2 separate regions of the Homo sapiens genome follow, and region 2 is linked to region 1. Evidence: chromatin loops called from intact Hi-C (ENCODE). Cell type or tissue: thyroid gland. All regions are shown on one strand.

What was found. Hi-C counts contacts between places; a loop is a spot of excess contacts. Peaks named below come from ENCODE experiments on the same cell type or tissue, not always from the same donor. Only the 100,000 strongest peaks of a DNase experiment are listed, where the experiment ranks them.
Region 2: a loop joins it to region 1, with 4 times the contacts of the local background. A loop is called at or near these places in 45 of 110 quality-filtered maps.

What each region holds. Positions count from the first base shown.
Region 1 is chr6:86,852,357-86,860,356 of GRCh38, reverse strand. No RefSeq gene overlaps it. Among named protein-coding and RNA genes, the nearest start is that of HTR1E, 81 kb to the left of the region's middle. In thyroid gland, a CTCF peak has its summit at 3,195 (motif pointing right); a DNase peak (open chromatin) is centred at 3,226; H3K27ac peaks cover 1,272 bases.
Region 2 is chr6:85,918,171-85,926,170 of GRCh38, reverse strand. All of the region lies in intron 4 of LOC101928842 (a long non-coding RNA gene), which reads right to left. Among named protein-coding and RNA genes, the nearest start is that of SNHG5, 240 kb to the right of the region's middle. In thyroid gland, a CTCF peak has its summit at 3,048 (motif pointing left); DNase peaks (open chromatin) are centred at 2,987 and 5,200; H3K27ac peaks cover 2,560 bases.

The DNA of each region.
Region 1 (8,000 bases):
CTCTGAGATATATGGGCAAAGTAAATTAAAAACCTTCTGGAAAGGATTCACCATTCTAGATGCCATTAAGAATATTTGTGTTTCATGAGAGGAGTTACAAATAACAACATTAATAGAAGTTTGAAAGAAGTTTATTTCAACCCTCATGGATGACTTTGAGGGGTCCAAGACTTCAGTGGAAGAAGCAATTGCCGATGTGGTAGAAATAGCGAGAACCAGAAATGTAAGTAAAGCCTGAAGATGTGACTGGATTACTGTGCCTCATGATAAAATTGTGGTGGTCTATAACTGAACCCACAGTATCTCTAAGTCATGCCTGTAACCTTTATCTCTAGAATTTCTATTTTTGCAATTGTGTCTATTTCTTTATCAAACTTCTCACTTTGTTCATGTATTGTTTTCCAAATTTTATTTAATTTTTAATGTGTATTCTTTTAGTTTACTGAACATCTTTAAGATGATTATTCTGAATTCTTTTCAGTCATTTGATAGATCTGTATATCTTTAGGGTTGATTATTGGAGCTTTATTAGTTTATTTTGAGAGTGTTATGATTTCCTGATTCTTTGTAATTTTTGTGTCCTTGCATTGTTGTCTGTATATTTGAGGAGACAGCCTCCTCTGCTGGCCTTTACAGGTGTTCTTTGGCAGGGATAGACCTTCACTGTTTAGTCTAACTGTGATTCTGAAAGGGCCAGCTGCTAATGACCCTAGGCAGGCAGAGCTTTTTGTGGGCTCTCTAGTTGGCTGGGCTGCTGCCTTAATTCTGTTTTTAGCTGGGGCTCCTGGCTAGGTTCCACTGCCCAGCAATATCACTGGTTGGGCACTGGTATAAGGGGGAGCTGCTGGCTAGGGACTGCAAAGCTTCTGGTCAGGCTGATAATAAGATGTATTCCCTGGCTGGATAATTCTGCTATTTGGGATCTGCAGTTGGGCAGGGCTCCAGGCTGGGCACTGAGGTTAGGTGTAGATACTGCTTGGGATAGACAGAACCAGAGGCCACGCTCTTTGAAATGCATGATTGAGGATTCCCTCCTTGTCCCAGTGGAGCTGTGTGACAAGCTTTTGGCTGAGTTGAGTGGCTGTTTGACTTCCTGGATCAAGTAGGTCTGGCGCCTGTGCTTCTCCAAAATGTGCTGAGGTAGGAGTTTCCGTGCCTTGGCAGGATGGTTGAGTGGGCTTTTGGTCTGAGTGGAACTGCTGCTTGACTTCTCCAGTCATGCAGGCCTAGCCACTGTGCTTATCTGCAATGGGTGGAGTTGGGGGTCTCCCTGCCTCAGTGGGGTCACTGGGGTGGGCTCTGAGACTGGGCATGAAGACTAACCCTCTGGGGAATCAAGCTAGGTTGAACTTCCTACTGTGCTTCTGAAGACCATGAGGTCAGCTTCATGTTGATTTGTGTCTTCCATCTGGTTCCATGGCTGGCAGAAATGCAGAGGTACCACCAAGATCTGTATGCTGGTCATTGTGACCTCTGCTTCCTTCCTTTGTTTTTACCTGATCCTGGGCAGTCTAGCTGTGCTATTACCTACCCACAGTGTTCCTCATGAAGTGAGACTGGAGTAGCCTTCCTGGGAATTATATGAGATTGTTAGGGAAGCTGGATAACTGTCTCCAGTTCTTTTTTCCCCCAGTAGAAACTTTGGGTCAAGGAGTTCCTCTCCGTCTGGCATTGTGGCAACTTGGGGGAGGGAGAGGAGCAGTGCAGTCAAAGTGAGACTGTTCTTCTTATCGTTTTAATTTGGTTTTCATTCAGTTTGGGGGACTATGTGAGTTCTATCTAAGTAGTAGGATTTTTGAAAAGATGTTCTGGCCTGTGGATAGTTGCTAGTGGATCCTTCTCTTGGCTGGGTAGTGAAAGTGGAGCCATAGACTTCCTATTCTACCATCTTGCTGTTGCCACCTTTAGAAAGTCTTCCAAATTCTTCATATGTAAAACAACAACAACAACAAATCTTCCTTGATTCTGCCATTTACAATAACATAGATGAACTTGGAAGACATTATGCTAAGTGAAACAAGCCAGATACAGGGAGACAAATACCACATGATCTCACTTATATGTGGGGTCTAAAAAAACTCACTTCTACTCTCCATAGAAGCAGAAAGTAGAATGGTGATTACTGAAGGTGGGGAGGTGGGGGAAATGGAGAGATACTTGTCAAAAGGCACAAGGATGTAATTAATGTAGGATGAAGAAATCTAGAAATCAAATGGGCAGCATGAGGACTATAGTTAATAATACCGTATTGCATACTAGAAATTTGCAAACAGAGTAGATTTTAGGTGTTCTTATCACACACACTAAAAATGGTTAACTATGGGAGGAGATGAATATGTTAATTTGCTTGACTGTAGTATTGTTAATCAGTTCATTATGTACATAAAAAACCTCTCCTTGAGCCCTGTATTCCTCCCTAACTAATGCAGTTCTCTTTGCCTCTTCATACCCAAATTTTTCCTCTTTCACCTCTCATTGCTTCTCAACCCGTTGCACCCTCTCTTAAGTTACCAAGTCAGGGAAAAACCTCTCACTAACACATACTCTTCCATTTGCAACAACATGAACCTGGGCATGCTTCCAGTCCACATATCCTTGTCCTTTTTAACTTTCCAGTCGTCAACATTTTATACTGTGATTACTCTCTTTTTGAAGACTTTGCTTCCCTTGCTGTTTGTGACCCACCCTGCTCTAGTTTTTTGTTGACTCTCTAGTCACCCCGCTGTCTCCTTTGCAAGGCATCTTTCTGAACATCCCTGTGATGTTGTTGTTCCTCAGTTAGCCCTCCTTTTTACCCCACACCACACATGTGCCCCACTTTCACCACACTGACTCCCACAGCTTCAATTATCGTCTCTATGCCACAGATCCTCTGTTTTTAGTTCTGACTTTGACCTCTGCTCTCAGCTATAGACAAGTATTTCTAATTCCATATGTCCAAATCTGAAGTCATCTTTTATTCCAAGCCTGTTCTATTTTTAATTCCCCAAGTTAGTGACATCACCATCCATTCTACTGCCTACCTCCAACAGATTATCAAATCTAGGAGATGCTGTTACAGTCTTAAGTCTTTCCACTTTTCGTTATTCCTGCTACAATTACTACTATTTTTCCTCAATATTATCTTTCATCTAGAATACCTCAAGTCTCTCCAAAGCTTTTACTGTCTTACCTACTTTAGTTGATCCATTCCCTACACTGCCACCAGAGGGAGCCTTCCACAGTATAAATCTGATGATGTGAGCAGATTAAAACTCTTTGATAACATCTATTGCTTAAATAATCAGTCCCGTGGCTCACAAGGTCCTTCATGACATAGTCCCTGTTAATCAGTTCAGGCATCTCTTCATTGATTATCCCCTTGCACTTTATTTTCCAGGAATACTAAAGCTAAAGCAGTTTCTAATTAGTGAATAAAGCATATTCATGCTCTTCCAAGACTATCTAGTAATAAATAAGTGGATAAATATTGTCTTCTCAATTGATTAATAAATGCATTTTCTTCTTATTTGGGGAAAATTTACATATGCTATTACGTATATTATGTATATGATAAAGTAAAAACCTGTGCATACCCACTTTAAAAACATGTATTCTTTGGAATGTACCTATGCTCAGAATTGCAGGAACCAAAGGTTAAATAGGAAACTGAATAAAATTCAAATAAAGTTGTTTTGTTAGGTTATGCTGACAGGGTGGGAGGACTGATGTAGCACTTAGGCTGTCATTTCCACATCCTGCCAGATATTGCTAATTAGCCATGGCATTCTTTTATGAAAAGCACAGACTCAACCTCATAAACCTTATCACAAGCAAACTGGGAAGCCACTGCCAGTAGGAGTGGCTTCTATTATGAAGCCTCTTTGCTGTTTTTATTTGTGGTTATGGCAAGCAATTTTGTCCTGAGGACTTGAGGATAAAAGAGCCTGGAGAAGTAAATGCTTTCTTGAATTTTCTGTCTCATTTTTTTCCAATAATAAGGGACATAAGAATTTGCTGTACATTTTTTTCAGTCATAAAGGAATCCCAGTTCAGATATCTTTAAACAGAGTATGCATACCCTTGAGGATATTTGAAGACTTTCCAGGGGTATATGGCTTGGACAGCTTTAAGGAAATCATTCTGAAGATGCTCAGCTTCCATTGTGTCTCTTCCTTAAGCTGATCTATCTGAAAACCACTCCTGCAGTCAGTATTTCTCCATTCCTACCACTCTTTTCACAATGGTCACCTCCTACTTTACAAAAAAAAAAAATGTGCACCTCTCATCCATCCTGAATCTTATGATGCATTTCCCAGGGTATAAAAAAGTTAGGGGCTAAAAAGAGGAGTGTTTGAATATGTAAAGCTCCTGAATAAGAGCCTTTGGTTAAAAACATATTTACATAAGCAATTGCAATGAAATTATATGTATTGTGTATATATAATAAAATTATATACAAAAGATACATGTGTATATGAGAAATGCCTGATTTTATTTAGGTAACAAAATCATGGAAAGGCTCTAGCTAACCTTTTCTCTGTTTATGTAAATTAGAATTAGAATTCAGAAGTAGAATGTGTGTTATGGAGTACATACTGACTTTTTTTTGAATTGAAAAATGTAAGTTTGGCTTTGTATGGCAATAAATCTGATTTGACTAATATGCTTGACCACGAGAACTGGCTTTTCCAGTGAGGTTTTATACAGCAGATGTTTCACAAATTGTTTCAGAAATATGTCTCATAAACATACAGCAGACATGTTTCATAAGTTGAATGGGCTAAATCTGCAACTTCAAGTATATTAATATATTTAGATCTTATACCTGATATGCAATATACTAGAAATTGCATCTTTTGTAACTATTAGGTTTGAGATAAATTTAGATGTCAACTTAAAAACATAAGGAAGTGTATAATTTCTTTAAATTGTGGTGTCAAATAAGTTGACATTTTATGTACATTATAAAGCAAGTTTAATATTCCATAATATGTTTAAAACAACAAAATTATGCTTTGAATGATAGAGCTCTTGAGTACTTTAGGGGACTGCGGTGTTATGATATACATTGATTTTCATCCCCAGTTCCTGGCCCATAACACCCATATCCCTGTTACAGTCTTTTGCGTTATAATGTTGGGTATGTCAGGCCTCAGGGGCAGGCCTCTGAACTTCCTCTGCCTTCTTTCCACTCTGACGTTCCCCCCTCTTTCTGACTGTGGGTCTTAAGACTCTCCCAGGAGTGGGTCCCACACTAAACCTGGGAGAAGGAATGGCGATGTCATGAGACTTCCATAAAAATGCAAGAGGACAGGTTTCATTGAGCTTTCAGATAGTGGAACCCGTGGAGCTTCCTGGAGGGTGATGCACCCAGGGAGGGCATGGATGCTCTGTGCCCCTTCCCCATACCTCGTCCTATGTGTCTCTTCATCTGTATCCTTTACAATATTCTTTATAATAAACCTACAAATGTATGTAGGTATTTCCCTGAGTTCTGTGAGCTGCTTCGCAAATTAATCAAGCCTGAAGAGGGTGTTATGGTAATCCCAGCTTAAAGCTAGTTGGTCAGAGTTCCACAGGCCGGGACTTGGGACCAGTGTGTGTGTGTGGAGAGGGGCAGTCTTGGAGATGGAGCCTTCAACTTGGGGGATCTGACACTATCTCCAGGTAGATAGTGTCTGAACTGAATTGGAGGACTCCCAGCTGCTATCTGCTGTTTGGTGTATGGGGAAAACCACCCATACATTTGGTCACAAAAGTCTTCTGTGTTGATTGTTGTGGTGTGAGAATAGAGGAAAAACATGGTTTAGAGGAAAGTTTTTCCATACCACAGGGACCATAGAGATACCTTCAACTGAACGATGAGAAAACTGAGGTGCAGAGAGGTTACTGACTAGCCCATACTCTAAGATAAGGGTAGATTCCATCTATTTCTCCTGATTTATCAGACTATTGCTCATTATGCCCACTGTAAAAGGTCTATAAAATTGGCATTGAATTCCACAAACTTTGATTATATAAGGGAGCATGAATGTACTATAACGTGTATGAAGCACACATGCATACACTCTACTGTGTCACAAACTTGCCTAATTACAATACGATATTCATAATAAACATTAATTGAACATTTAATTAATAGCAATTTTTCTTAACTTCTTAACATTTAGAAGGGTTTTTAGCAATTATTTTTGAAGTACAGATCTTTAAAAAGGTTATTCAGGGAACTATTTTTTTTAACTTCTTAACATTTAGAAGAGTTTTTAGCAGTTATTTTTGAAGTACAGATCTTCTAAAATGTTATCCAGGGAGCTACGAATTGATTTTCCTTTTTCTTTCAATAATTTTCTCTTTGGCAAATGAAGGCTTTCAAAGCTGTTGCAAATATTGTTAATTTACTAAATAGCCATCACGATACCTTGTGGAAGAAAGCGTCAGTCTCAGGAAATAAGAGTCCTGGACATTAGTCTCAGATGTACCACTTATTTGCTGTGTGACCTTGGACCACAGTGGGTGTGTATTTGTGTGTGTTAAATTGTAAGAGTGTTAGATAGGTTTTGTTCTGAGGAGCAGCTCTAATTGATGACAATTGCCTGGAGTTTTGCATAAAGAATGATTCTAGGGCTACTTCTGGCATTCATGAGAAAGGTTACTGACTGGTTGAGAATATTTCTTGTGGGTGTAGATGGAGAGTGTTATATATTTATCAACCCATATGATATAGATATCATACCATAACTATTTGTATCATCCATATGATACAAAGAATTTTGTTGACAGTATTCGGTGTTCTGGTGCACAGGGTGTGTGTGTTTTCTCCTCCTAAACAGGGGTTAATTAAAGAAAATAAGAAGTCAAGATAAATCATATTCCTTTAATTAGTGTTGGGGTGGCTGCCGTTTGTGAATTTTTAAAAATAACTGCCAAGAACACCTCGCTATTCCCCTAGATTTATAGTTCACAAGGGACCTACTGGAGAATTGGAAATGCACTTATGAGAGTTTGAGGGAAGGCCAATGAAGCTGTCATTGGGGGGACAATTCTGTTGTAGGTAGAACCACTCAGATTGAGTCTTGAGAACATCTTGATTAAGTCATCATTTCCTACAAGAGAATAGTCACCATTCTGTTGCAGGTCTAGGAGCAAGATTTGCTTAGTTGAACCAGAGGTTATTGTCCCTTGATGACAGTCTCACTGCTATTAATTTCACATATGCCTGATGCATAATAGCATTATACTTAATTAATAATGGGTGATAGACCTTTTATGAGTCCCTTATGCAAGATACACACTTCCTGGTATCATGATACTTGAGAAGTGAGTTTATTACTGGTGAGAAGATGAGTGTGGATTATGGTTCTGGAAATAGAATGGGTTGAAGTAGCCTTCAAAAAGATTAAATGGCTCAGTACTGGCTTAATGGGCAGTGTACTATAATCAGTGGGGGGGCTTGTCTTCCATTTTAACGTAGAATGCTGTATAGCATATTTGTGTGGCTGTATTATGATTAAGCCACATTCCTGTGAATCATCAGCTTTGGTGTTTGTGGAACTTGGGGAGGATAGTATTCTGAGCTAAAAAGGTTGGCAAGGCCTAGATCCATCTGGAAACTGTGCTGTGGCTAATGGGTGCTGAGTGACACAGAATTCTAAGAAATTCAATATGAAGAAAAGATAATGCAGGAACTCTTTAAGTACAAACATTCTAAAATGGAGGCAATATATTTATATGCTAGCAGGCTTCCTTCTTTCCTCCTCCTTATTAGATTTGAAATGTTATGGTGAGGAAGCTAAATTGGAGATGTGCAAGGGCCGTGATCTATGTAAACTCATCAAAGGCGAGTCTTAGGGTTTGGATTTGTTATTTCATATTGTATGCCCTGCTTTTCAGACTCTTAAGAGACCTGCTTACACAAAGAACCAGAACAATGGAATAACAGTAGGCGAGGATTCTGAAATCCCTGTCTGACAGAGACTACTTATTGCTCTTCATTAACCATTCTCCTTTTCCTTTTGAAT
Region 2 (8,000 bases), 930 kb after region 1:
CAAACAAATGGAAACACATCCCATGCTTGTGGATAAGTCAAATCAGTATTGTGAAAATGACCATACTGCCAAAAGCAATCTACAAATTCAATGCAATTCCCATCAAAATACCACTATCATTCTTCACAGAACTAGAAAAAAGCAATTCTAAAATTCATGTGGAACCAAAAAAGAGCCTGCATAGCCAAAGCAAGACTAAGCAAAAAGAACAAATCTGGAGGCATTACATTGCCCGACTTCAAACTATACAATAAGGCCATAGTCACCAAAACAGCATGGTACTGGTATAAAAATAGACACACAGACCAGTGGAAGAGAATAGAGAACCCAGAAATAAACCCACATACTTACAGCCAACTGATCTTTGACAAAGCAAACAAAAAAATAAAGTGGAAAAAAGGCACCCTATTCGACAAATGGTGCTGTGATAATTGGCAAGCCACATGTAGAAGAATGTAACTGGATCCTCATCTCCCATCTTACACAAAAATCAATTCAAGATAAATCAAGGACTTAAATCTAAGACCTGAAACTATAAAAATTCAAGAATGTAACATCAGGAAAACCCTTATAGACATTGGCTTAGGCAAAAATTTCATGACCAAGAACCCAAAAGCAAATGCAACAAAAAACAAAGCTAAATAGGTGGGACTTAATTAAACTAAAGAATGTTTGCACAGCAAAAGAAATGGTCAGCAGAGTAAACAGACAACCCACAGAATGAGAGAAAATCTTCACAATCTATACATCCGTCAAAAGACTAATATCCGGAATCTACAAGGGACTCAAACCAATTAGCAAGAAAAAAGTAAACAACCCCATCAAAAAGTGGGCTAAATACATGAATCGACAACTCTCAACAAAAGATATACGAAAGACCAACAAGCATATGAAAAAATGCTCAATATCACTAATGATCAGGGAAATGCAAAACCACAACGCACTACCACCTTACTCCTACAAGAATGGCCATAATCAAAAAATCAAAAAATAATCGATGTTGGCATGGATGTGATGAAAAGGGAACACTTCTACACTGTTGGTGGGAATGTAAACTAGTACAACCACTATGGAAGACAGTGTGGAGATTCCTTAAAGAACTAAAAGTAGAACTACCATTTGATCTAGCAATCTCACTACTAGGTATCTCCCCAGAGGAAAAGAAGACATTATACGAAAAAGATACTTGCATATGCATATTTATAGCCACAAAATCTGCAATTGCAAAAATGTGGTACCAGCCCAAATGCCCATCAATCAACGAGTGAATAAAGAAAATGTGGCATGTATGTATACCATGGAATACTACTCAGCCATAAAAAGGAATGAAATAATGGCATTTGCAGCGACCTGGATGGAATTGGAGACCATTATTCTAAGTGAAGTAACTCAAGAATGGGAAACCAAACATTGTATGATCTCACTCATAAGTGGGAGCTAAGTTATGAGGATGCAAAGGCATAAGAATGATACAATGGACTTTGGGGACTATGCGGGAAAGGGTTGTGGGAGGGAGGAGGGATAAAATACTGCACATTGGCTACAGTGTACACTGCTTGGGTAATGGGTACACCGAAATCTCAGAATCACCATCAAATAATTTATTCGTGTAACGAAGCACCAACTGTTCCCCAAAAACCTATTGAAATAAAATAATAAAAAATATTTAAAATTAAAAATTAAAAAATAAAAGTTATAATAGAAAAATAAAAAAGAAAAGTGGTTGGAGCATAGAGGATGGTAAAGTTATAAAATAGTAGAGTTGTAAGTAGGTAATCATTCCCAAAGAATAGACTGCAGAACGGTCATGAGGAATGTGAAAAGACAAAGAACAAATCTGAGAGCAAGCAGGCCAAGGACAGCACACCAGCTTTCATCTAATCTGGGTTATCAGCCCTTGCTGTCTCAAAGAAGAGCTGTGAAAACACAACATATTGAAGAGGACACAGAGCAACCAGGATCTCAGACATTCATGATAGGAGAATATAACGATGCAACCACTTTGAAAAACTGGAAGTTCCGTAAAAAAATGAAACATACATCACCCCCCACATCCCAGAAGTTCTACTCCTAGGTATTTGTTTAAGGGAAATGAAATCTTATGACAGCAAAAAGATTCCACAAGAAGTTTCATGGCAACTTTACATATAATAGCCAAAAACTAGAAACAACCCTGATGTCCATCAACAGGTGAATGGATCAGCAAAATGTGATACAGTTATACAATGAAATACTAGTTGGTAATATAAAGGAAAAATAGATTATAAATAGATAATTAGATAGATAGATAATAGAGACATAGATATGCATGCAACAGGGATGAATCTCAACATTGTACTGAGTGAAAGGGAAGAGTTCACTTAAGATCTGAGCATTTCATTGCATGTAAGTTGTATCTTATATCTATCAGATTCCGATCAGGAGACAGAACCACACAGTAATTTGAACAGGGGAAGTTTAATATAAAAAATTATTAACTATAAACGGGAATTACCTACTAATAGATAAAGACAAGCTTAAAGGATAAATACATAGAAAACATACATAGCAATCAATACCTCTAGCACTGAAGCACAGCACCTAGGCATGCATCAAATACAGAAGAGGCCTCCAGAGCTGAAATCCAAACTTTCACTGGGAAGGACACCATCCACCTGTGTGGAAGTTCATGCAGATGCCATGCTGGTAGAACTTACTGAGAAGCTGCCTTCTGGGATGCTGAAGGAAGCCCTCAACAAGGTGTTGTACCTCAGAACTCACTGCAAAGCCTCCCACAGAGATGGTGAGCTGGGAAACTACTTCCTTGGTTGCTAGGTGAAGCTGCCCACAGAAAGATGCCATGCTGCAGAGCTCACTGAGAAACTACCCATAGGGGTGGCCCAATAGGAAGCAATCCCCTGGGGTGCTAGGGAATGCTGCCCATGGGGAAGTAAGTATCAGCCAATTGTCCTATATGCTCCTGACTCATGCACTGCAATAGCAATCGCGCAGAGCACACTAGGAACCAGAAGAAAAGCCCTTTCATCCTCCAGCATACATCCAGTGCCCTCTAGTGACAAAATTTAACATTGTGCCAGCTGATAATGAAAACATGCTTCAGAATCACAAGCAGGGCAATGAAGGATAGATCTAAAACTGAGAGGCAACAAATAGATAACTAACACATGCCTCAAGGAGATGAAGAAGGGGGCGGGAGGAGAAGAGGAGGAAGAGGAGAAGGAGGAAGAAGAGAAGGTCATCTGTGGGATTTGAGGTATGATGGAAGATCAGAGACTTAAACAGAATAGATATAACTGGCTAAACATGAACAATAAATGATAGCTGGTGAACCTTGAGTATTTGCAAAGAGTGTACTAGGCACAGTATTTTGTTTAGTAAAATATTTCTAGAAGTTAGTTATTGTTATTCTCATTTTGGTGAAGAAACTGGGACTCAAAGGGGATGGACAACTTACCCTAAGGTCACACAACCAAATGGTAATAGACCCAAAATTTTCACCCAGAACTCTGACTCCAAAGCCTCACTACATTGCATCTCCTCGATGATATATAATCATTCCAATGCCAAAACGGAAAGTCAAGATTCTGGTCCCCCCAGTAATTGCTTTTATACTTATCCCTAAGTCTGTCATTGAATACAAGAAGCTACAGGACTGGTTTCAAGTGGTGCTACATTTTTATAATCTTAGTGCAGAAATGGAAAGAGCAACTTGCCCATTCACCCAAGACTAACAACTGGCATGAAGTGAATTGCTTCTGTAGACAGTAAACAAGAGTAAGCTGGTATTTTTTTCTAAGTCAACTTTAGGACAGCTTTTCAAACAAACACACATTGCCTTTATTCCCAGGACAAAAACCAGAAACTCTAATAGTCCCTGGCTGTTATAATTTGATGCTTAATGTACTTCTATCTATGTAAGCCGTATCACATACCTTTCTAATAAGGCAAGGAAGAGTGAATAACATCAATTATATCACGATTGTTTCTCTTATAAAGTTAATTAATATTAATAATGGTTATTTATATTGGAGTTACCATTATCATCACCTTATATCATTCAATATTTATTCTGAAAGTCAAAGAATTATAATGTGGGTGGAAGGGTACTTGGAATTGTCTTGTTTAATCACCAGTGACCTATGAGTGCATGGCGAACTGTTAAAAAAATAAGCTAATGCTCTCTACTCAATTATTATGCCATAACTGAATCATAATATTTATTCACTTTCTCCCTGAATGACTTTATCCAATTTCTAGACTTCACATATCTATGCTGAAAATTTCCAGATTTGTATTTTCAGCACTGAACTCTCTCATGATCCAGATTTCTTATATCTTATTGACTACACAGATCTCAAATATGCTTCTCAGATTTAACAATTCCAAAACAGAACTTTCTGTCTGTTTTCCTCCAGTCTTTTAGAGCTAATGAATGGCATTATTATCCACCTACTTGCTCAAGCTGAAAACCTAGAGGTCATTCTTGATTCTTTTCTTTACCTTATCACCCAAATCCAATTCATCAGCTAGTCATACTATCCCTACCTCAAATAATGTATTAATATATCCATTTCTTTCTAGCTACACTACCATCTTCCTAGTCCAATTTACTACCATTTCTCATTTAGACTATTGATATAGAACTGCTCAACTTGCTTATACCTATGACTGTCCTCAATTCATTCACATTACTGCATGCTGCCAAAAACTATCCAAAAGATTCTTAATGCATTAAGAATAAAATCCACACTCTTTATCATGGCCTATTAGTTCAAACCCTAATTGCCTCCCTGTATCAGGATTCAATCAGAAAAGAGATCCACTATAAGTGATATAGAATAAAGTTTATCATAAGGGTTTGATATTGAGCCCCTAGCAATTGTGAGAGCTAGTAACGATTCTATATAAGGATGTTGCTTCTATATCTGATGCTGGACTGGAAAGAAGGATGAATGGGAAATGTGAAGTGGGGAGAGCAAGAATGAACTGAAACCTGAAAGGATGAGCTGAAGCTCATGAATATGAACTAAAACTTGGATCTATCTTTTGCTACATTCAGGCCTCAATTTCAACATTGTGGGTGACTTGCAGAGGAAGCTAACACTCTTTGTCATAGATTTAGGCCACATACCTGGCATAGGATTAGGAGGAGCTAAATAAGGTGTTTCATCAGCAGTTGAAGTAGCTGTAGGCTTGGCTGCCGTCCCATGCCACTAATGTGAGCCAACAGAGCAGAGACAATGTGTGTGAACTGGAGCAGAGACAATGTGTGTGAACTGCAGCAGAACCTGACTGAACACAAAACATCTGAACACAAATGCAACTGATGCTTTACTTATGCCTCCCAAATCTCATGCAAATTTTTCTTGTCACCAACCCTAAACAGAACTATATGGGAAAGGGAATTCTTGTAAATGTAGTTCCAGCTTAGCTAGGTTAACAAAGTATAAAGCCACCACTAACCACTCTTATCAATGTGGCCCAACCATACTTCTTTTAACCATACCTAATTTCCAAATAAAAATAAATTATGCTTCTGCCTCATATAATGCAACTATCCTTTGTAAAACTGAAAATATGTTAAACTTCTCAAGGGTCTATAAAATTTCTTTGTATATTTTGGGGTAGTATTTATTCTTCTCGTAGCTGAGTCACACTCTCCCTTTGATATTCTGTAATTTAAACACTGAGCTATAAGAAGTGGTTCACTGATAAATGTTTAGCAACCAGTTCTCCAAAGGGGAAAAAGCCCTTACATAGATTTTGCTAGTTTCTATGGTATTAATACTCCCACCATGGCCAGTTTTATCCCAGCAAATGTGATATCACTGAACACAGAGTTAAGAAGAGGTAGGCGGTTGCACATCAATATGTAGTAGTTCCATTATACAGATACAGTATACATAAATAACTTCCAGAGTACAGATAATACTAACTATCATACAATAATTTAAAATTATGAGACTTTGGGAGCTGGAAAGTCTATCTATAGGGCAAGATTACAGGTTGGAAATTTAGGTAAGAGTTGGCGTTGCAGTCTTGAATCTTAAATCTGCAGGGCAGACCAGCAGGTGGGAAACTGGCAGTGTTTTTACATTACAGAATTGAGACAGAATTCCTTATTTTCCAAGAAACCTCAATTCTTGTTCTTAAGGACTTCAACTGATTGTATGGAATGCACCCATTTCATGAAAGGTAATCTTCTGTACTTGAAATCAACTGATTGCAAATGTTTGCCATGTTTATAAAATAGCTTCACAGCAACATCTTTACTAGTGGTTGACAAAATAACTGGGCAGTAGCCTAGCCAAGATGACAGATAAAATTTACCTTCACACCATCTGAATGCAATTGCTCTTAATTGTCTTTACTAACAAATATAGGGAAAAAGGCATCCATCAGTTCAATTGCTATGTGCCATGTGTCAGGTGATATGTGTTGATTTGCTCCTGTTGAGAGACAATTCTCTAGGGATCGCTCACATTTCTACACATTATGTATTACGTTTTGTTATGCACTATCTTTTCAAGAATGTTTGCTTAAAAACATCAAAAGCAATTGCAACAAAAGCAAAAACTGGCAAACGATACCTGAATAAACTAAAGAGCTTCTGCACAGCTAAAGAAACTATATCAGAGTGAACAGATAACCTATGGAATGGGAGAAAAATTTTGCAATCTATCCATCTGACAAAGGTCTAATATCCAGAATCTACAAGGAACTTAAGCAAATTTGCAAGAAAAAAGCAAGCAACCCCATCAAAAAGTGGGCAAAGGACATGGACAGGTACTTCTCAAAAGAAGACATACATGTGGCCAACAAACACACAAATAAAAGCTCAACATCATTGACCATTAGAGAAATGCAAATCAAAACCACAATGAGATACCATTTAACATCAGTCAGAATAGTGATTAAAAAGTCAAGAAACGACAGATGCTGGTGAGGCTGTGGAGAAACAGGAACACTTTTACACTGTCAGTGGGAGTGTAAGTTAGTTCAACCACTGTTGAAGACAGTGTGGCAATTCCTCTAGGATCTAGAACCAGAAATACCATTTGACCCAGCAATCCCATTACTGGGTATATATGCAAAGGAATATAAATCATTCTATTATAAAGATACATGCACACATATTTGCTATGTACAATAGCAAAGACATGGAATCAACCTAAATGCCCATCAATGATAGACTGGATAAAGAAAATGTGGCACGTATACACCATGGAATACTATGCAGCCATAAAAAGAAATGAGATTATGTCCTTTGTAGAGACACGGATGGAGCTGGAAGCCATTATCCTCAGAAAACTAACTCAGGAACAGAAAACCAAACACTGCGTGTTCTCATTTATAAATGGGAGCTGAACAATGAGAACACATGGATACAGGGAGGGGAATGACACAAACCACGGCCTGTCAGGGGGTGGGGTAGGGGGAGGGAGAGCATCAGAATAAATAGCTAATGCATGCTGGGCTTAATACCTAGGTGATGGGTTGATAGGTGCAGCAAACCACTATGGCACATGTTTATCTGTGTAACAAACCTGCACGTCCTGCACAAGTATCCTGTAACTTAAAATAAAATAAATAAAAATTTTTTAAAAAAAGTTTGCTTAGCAAAACACCTTGGAAGATAGAAATAGTGTCTCCCTCTGAGAAAGAGCACAGATTTGTTTGTTGTATAAGATAGTAAAGAAAATGTCTTCTTCCAGAGAAAACATTGGACAGGTTTACCAGCAATACTTTTAAAAGGTCAAGGTTCCCTAAGCTTAGGGATCCTCAGCTCTAACATAAATCCACTGAATGTTCAGATTTCACCCAGGGTCCTCCACATTGCTTTATGAGACTTTTGAAGCAAGGAGAACCAATGCAAACATGAAACTCATGCTGTTTGCTGTGATGTGAATCATACAAAGGCTACAGTCTCTGATGAAGGAGTCTCATATCATCTGCCAGCATGTATAAAACTATAGTATGCTAACTTATTACCTTGCAAA